Regions from separate parts of the Homo sapiens genome. Here region 2 is linked to region 1. A link is a contact called in ENCODE Hi-C data. All regions are on one chromosome and are shown on one strand. The core of a region is the stretch at or near the end of the contact, and the rest is flanking DNA. Distances in the headings are between cores, read along the strand shown. Region 1 holds the start of LRRC27 (leucine rich repeat containing 27). Region 2 holds the start of MTG1 (mitochondrial ribosome associated GTPase 1).

Evidence for each region. A loop is a pair of places that touch in the nucleus more often than their neighbours do. Pooled maps may share reads with other maps.
Region 2: a map of naive thymus-derived CD4-positive, alpha-beta T cell shows a loop between it and region 1 (8-fold over the local background). The contact joins the promoter of MTG1 here to the promoter of LRRC27 in region 1. A Hi-C loop is called at or near these places in 1 of 168 maps with a recorded cell type or tissue (naive thymus-derived CD4-positive, alpha-beta T cell), 17 of 37 single-sample maps with no recorded cell type and 14 of 50 pooled maps.

The regions. Positions count from the first base shown.
Region 1 is chr10:132,330,711-132,333,664 of GRCh38, forward strand. LRRC27 (leucine rich repeat containing 27) reads left to right here and starts at 1,483. Exons shown (of 11, transcript NM_030626.3): 1 at 1,483-1,546; 2 at 2,767-2,954. The coding sequence starts at 2,815. It also overlaps a transcript of STK32C not described here. RefSeq lists an enhancer at 766-1,300 and a silencer at 1,185-1,304.
Region 2 is chr10:133,392,453-133,395,406 of GRCh38, forward strand. MTG1 (mitochondrial ribosome associated GTPase 1) reads left to right here and starts at 1,705. Exons shown (of 11, transcript NM_138384.4): 1 at 1,705-1,880. The coding sequence starts at 1,769. RefSeq lists silencers at 1,497-1,846, 1,907-2,106 and an enhancer at 2,431-2,954.

The DNA of each region.
Region 1 (2,954 bases), core at 233-2,732:
GGTTGCCCAGGCTGGTCTCCAACTCCTGGCCTCAAGCGATCTTCCCACCCTGGCCTCCCAAAGTGCTAGGGTTACAGGCGTGAGCCATCGTGTCCGGCCTAAAAAACATTTCTTACTGTGATCTCTTCACAAAAATAAAACGTAAATCCCCTCAAAGTGGATAGTCGTTTCTCCACATAATTATGTCGTTTCCTTTAAAAAGTGGAATCAGGCCGGGCACGGTGGCTCATGCCTGTAATCCCAGCACTTTGGGAGGCCGAGGGGGGCGGATCATGAGGTCAGGAGATCGAGACCAGCCTGGCCAACATGATGAAACCCCGTCTCTACTAAAAATACAAAAATTAGCTGGACGTGGTGGCGCGCGCCTGTAGTCCCAGCTACTGGGGAGGCTGAGGCAGGAGAATTGCTTGAACCTGGGAGGCGGAGGTCGCAGTGGGCCGAGATCGCGCTACTGCACTCCAGCCTGGGAGACAAAGCAAGACTCCACCTCAAAAAAAAAAAAAAAAAAAAAAAAGTGAAATCATGGCAGACTCCAGCTAAACTGTCCGGGTTTCCAGAGTGTTTCTGGGTGGGACAGAGGGTGCTACTTTTCATTATCAGTTGGATCCTGGAATGAAGGTGCACGGGACTCCAGGGTTCCACAGGACCACGCGAGCACCTCCCCTCCCGCCCGGTGTCATTTCATCTTCTTCCAAATTCTCAAAACCCTTCCTCAGGACACTCACTGCGTTTCCTCGCCCCCCTCACTCCTCCGTCCAGAGGCAGCCTTACTTCTCCAAAGAGGACGCTCTGAGTCTGCGTTCCCCTGGCAGCAAGTCCTGAGGCAAGATTTGGGGACAAGCAGCTCCTGTGGGAAGTGGCTCCAGGAAGCCCCAGGAGAGACGCGGGGAGTGAGCCCAGCGGGAAGGACAGGCAGCGAGGACCGCTCCAAAGGTGGTGCCTCAGCAGCAATTCTTTTCTGCTCGGCTGTCCTCGAGCAGCCCCGCCCGCCCCGGGCCCTCCGGCTCCCCAGACGGCACTTAGCATCCCGCTCTCTTCCTTCCCCTCTGTGCCAGGCCGGTCGCCCCTCCAGACCCTCGCGGTCTCTACTTGCCCGTCGACCACCACCCCTTCAAGGCCGCGGGCGCGGAAAAACGGATGCTACCGTTGGCCGCGTGCGTGCGCAGGCGCACCACCCCCTGCCACCCCCGCGCAGGCGCACCACAACCCCCCCACCGCAAGCGCAACCCCCCGCCCCAGCGCAGGCGCACCACACCCCGCCCCCTCCCGGGCAGGCGCACCACACCCGACCCCCTGCCGCGCAGGGGCACCCACACCCCGCCCCCGCACGCAGGCACAAACCCCCACAACACGCACACCCCCGCGCGCAGGCGCACCACACCCCTCGCGCAGGCGCATCACAGACACACTCGCGCTCAGCGTGGCGCCTGCGGGATTCCGTACCGGCGTCTCCATGGCGACCGCGTTGGCTGGGTGGCCTCCATTGTCGGGCTGCTGCTCTCAGCGGCGGGGCTCGCCAGCGCTTCAGTGGGCGGGGACGCGGCAGGTGAGACGGGGCGGGTACGGCCAGCTCGCTGAGCCCTCGAGGCGGGCGGCGGCAGGAAGGTGGTGCCTCGGCCCGTCGTGCCCTGTCGCCTAGCTCCAGCCGCGATGCTGACCGCAAAGGCTGCCCTTCTGAGGCCTGGAATGTGAGGCCCAGAGCGTCGGACCCAACTCAGCCTCGCCCGGATGGGGAAATCGAGGCAGGGAGCGGGGGTGGGCGTGCGTGGGGATCCCTTGAAGGCAGCCTCGGAAACCCCACGGAGCCTGCGCTGCCTGGGCCCTGTGTGAGTCCAGGCTGTTGTTTCACTTCTGGTTTTAAGATACTTTCCCTGTTCTGAGGTTTGAAGCCTCCCCTCCTCTGTTTTAAGTTCCGTGATTCGGAGAAAACAAGTGAACTGACCGTGAAAAAGCCCGCGGGCTTCCATGGAATGCAGGCTGCCTGGGGTTGAACCCTGCTGGGTCCCGGTGTCGCCTCTACCCCCCAATTAACTGCGCCCCTGGAACAGTTCCCTAACTGATCTGCGCCTCATATGCCAATCATTGGGCTGTTGAGTGACTTGAATTAGGTGAACTGATGCATTCCAACGTTGATTCTTATTGCCGAATAAATTGTTTGGAAATTGCAAGTGGAAGTGTGCCTCGCTGAATGAGATTTTGGTGAACAATACTTCTGAGTAAAAGTGTTGCTGGACAACGAAAATTCGAGATTAATTTAACAGGTTTTTCCCCGGTGCTTAACTGGGTGTAAGCCAGACTTAGTTCTGGTCACTGGGTCAAAATGGTAAACAAAAGACAGGCTTCCTGGCCTCAAGAAACTAAAAACATAGTTCAAATGGCACAGAACCACACCAGAGGTAAGAAACAGTGCAAATTTCCACCCGCCCCTAGTCATTTCATGGAAGCGTTGCAGTTGATTTACAGGCTTTGAAATGTTCCGATCTGTTTACATCCCTAAAATGATCATTACTATTGTGCGCCTTTGCGTTTTCCAGGAGTTAAATCTTGGAACTCCATTGTACAAAGTGAGAGCAGAGAATTTTAATCTGAACCTCTTTGTATTCCTTTTTTTTTTTTTTACATGTTTAAAAGTCAAATTTTTGCTACTGCTTAGGAAAAATGATAGCTTTTAAAGCAAGTTACATTACAGTAGATCTGCCACACAGCTATTCTGTTTTGCCTCGGTATAATTAGTTGCTTCTACGTTTCCCTTTCCCGTGTCTCCAGGTGACTCCAGACCAAGGAGGATGAGCTGCTGTCCCTGGAAGAGAACGGATGGAGGGAAGCAGCTCCTACGAAGTTCCCTCTGTGGCTGCTGCTGATCTGGAGGAGGGTGCTGGTCAGACTAGGAGCTTGCCTGCCACCCCCTCCAAAGATGTTCACAAGGGTGTTGGAGGCATCATCTTTTCCTCCTC
Region 2 (2,954 bases), core at 455-2,954, 1.1 Mb after region 1:
TGTAGCCAGCAGCCCCACCTGCATTTGCTGTGTCACCAGACTGTTCTCTCTGGGGACACCTGCCCATCAGACGCCTGGGAGAGAAATTCAGATTCCACAGGGTTTTATTGTGGTTTTGTGCTCCTAGGACCATGAGGGAATGCAGCTTCCTTAAAGTACAAAAATCTTTATCATTGACATTTAGGGTTTCATCAATTCTGTATCCCAGGGAGAAAGGCAGCAAGACCCAGGCTGCCCCCTCTGGGTGTGAGGGACCGGCTTGGTGAGGAGGGGGCTTGGGGGCATTGACCTAGCAGGAGGCCCTGACTGCCCCCACTCAGCCCAGAAACCACCTGGGAGGCTTCTGTCTTCCACGGAGGGGCCACTCTCTCATGCCCAAAAATATTTACAGCTAGGCGTTAGGGTATTAGGTGGTTTAAGAACATCAGAACCATGGCAATATTTTTGTACTTAGAATTTGAGCATGTTTGGTATTTTCAGTAGCTTGTTTAAAAAATTCCAGTAGAGGCTGGGTGCCATGGCTCATGCCTGTAATTCCAGCACTTTGGGAGGCTGAGGTGGGCAGATCACCTGAGGTCAGAGTTCGAGACTAGCCTGGCCAACATGGTGAAACCCCATCTCTACTAAAAATACAAAAAAAGTAGCCGGGCGTGGTGGTGCGCACCTGTAGTCCCAGCTACTCAGGAGGCTAAGGCAGGAGAACTGCTTGAACCCCGGGAGGCGGAGGTTGCAGTGAGCCAAGATCACGCCACTGCACTCCAGCCTGGCGACAGAGCGAGACTCCGTCTCAAAAATAAAAATTCCGGTAGAGTAATACTCTTGTAACGCAGTGTGCAATTGAGCAGTTGCTGACTGCTGATTTAGAGTTGAAATCCGACTATATTTATGTCTAGTCTTGGACAGTGGAGAATATTTCAGCCTCATTAATTAATCGGTTTAATTTAGCAGAACTGCAGTCAGTATTTGGAAACAGTTTGTTATATTAAACCCTGAAGTACTTGAGGCTGCGCGCGGTGGCTCATGCCTGTAATCCCAGCATTTTGGGAGGCCGAGACAGGTAGATCACTTGAGGTCAGGAGTTGGAGACCAGCCTGGCCAACATGGTGGAACTCCATCTCTACTAAAAATACAAAATCAGCCGGCGTGGTGGCAGGCGCCAGTAATCCCAGCTACTCCGGAGGCTGAGGTGGGAGAATCCCTTGAACTCAGGAGTTGGAGGTTGCAATGAGCGAGATCGTGCCACTGCACTCTTGGGCAACAGAGCGGAGACTCCGTCTCAAACAAAACAAAACAAACAAAAACCCTGAAGTACTTAAAAAGAAAATGAAGAGATTACATTTATAAGGTAAATTTAAAGTATTTGAGAGATTTTAACCAAATTGTAAAAAGAGATTGCTAAATTTTTACACTTATACTCAGGATATGCTTAAGGGAGAACGATGATTTTTAATATTTAATGAATGTTAATAAATCTGCGAATTACTTAAACCCACAAAACCCAGGAACCTCCCCGTCCCCCCGGGTCTCCTCGCAGTCCCGCCCCGACGCTCGACCCACCATTCGTCCCTCCCTCTGGGCCCGGGCCCCGCCCACTCCGGGCTTCGCCGGAGGCGGAGGCAACGTCGTGCGCACGCGCAGGCCGTGGTGCGGCCCCTTGGAGCGCCGGAAGCCCGCAGTGCCGGAGGCCCGCAGCGCCGGAACCTCAGAGGCGGGTCGCAGCGGCGCAGAGGAGGTCAGCTGCGGGAGCGTTTCCGGGGACGGTGCCGCCATGAGATTGACCCCGCGCGCGCTGTGCAGCGCCGCCCAGGCCGCCTGGCGGGAGAACTTCCCCCTGTGCGGTCGCGACGTGGCGCGCTGGTTCCCGGGCCACATGGCCAAGGGTGAGGCACGGCGGGGAGGGGCAAGGTCATGCCTACGGCCGCGGCGCCTCTGCTTCCCTCCCACCCCGGTTTCGGCCGTCGCCTGCTTCTCCCGGTCGTTCTGGGCTGGCCCCGCCCCTCCTCCCTTGTCTCCCCTCCTTCCCCGCTCTCACCCGCTCCCGGAGCCGCCGGGACCCCTTCCCCTGCGCAGCTGCGGGAGAGGCCCGTTCCCGCGAGTGCCCCCGCGGCGCAGCCTCGGACCCAGGGCCTGCTTGACCTCCTACCTCTGGCCCGCCGCCCCTGTCCTCTGTTCCCAGCAAGTTCCTTCTGCCCTTTTAATCCCCCGAAGCCTCCGTTTCCACATGTTCTTGACAAGATAGACTTTTCTGAGTCTTTTGGGGACTAAATGAAACAGTGGGTATGAAGGCACCTGTTCAGTTTTAACTGGTATCTTGAGTCGTTCTCCTGCTTAACGTCTTTGGTAATTCTTACTGTTTGTCACAATTCGGCCCCAAGAAGACCTCTGGGGCCAGCCCAGCCCGTCTAGGTGTTGTGATGGCCACTCCTGCGTCGGCTCCGCGTGTACTGGGGGCCGAGGGGGAAGAAGGGCCCGTGTGGGTGACTGAGGCTGTGTCCTCGGTCTTCGGATAACACTGGAGGGGAAGAAAGCTGGAAGCTTTGTTATCTTGGTTGTGTGTGGTATTCCTGGTTAGGGGACTATCGTCATCATCCCCGCGAGGTAGCAGGGGCCTAATGAGCCAGTGTTACTCTGTGTTATAGCCCAGATTAAGACCCGTGGAAGGGCCCGGCCCGGTGGCTCACGCTTGTAATCCCAGTACTTTGGGAGGCCGAGGTGGGCAGATCACGAGGTCAGGACATCGAGACTATCCTGGCCAGCATGGTGAAACCGTGTCTCTACTAAAAATACAAAAAATTAGCCCGGCATGGTGGCGCGTCCCTGTAGTCCCAGCTACTCGGGAGGCTGAGGCAGGAGAATTGCTTGAACCTGGCAGGCGGAGGTTGCAGTGAGCCGAGATCGTGCCACTGCACTCCAGCCTGGGTGACAGAGCAAGACTCCGTCTCAGAAAACAAAAA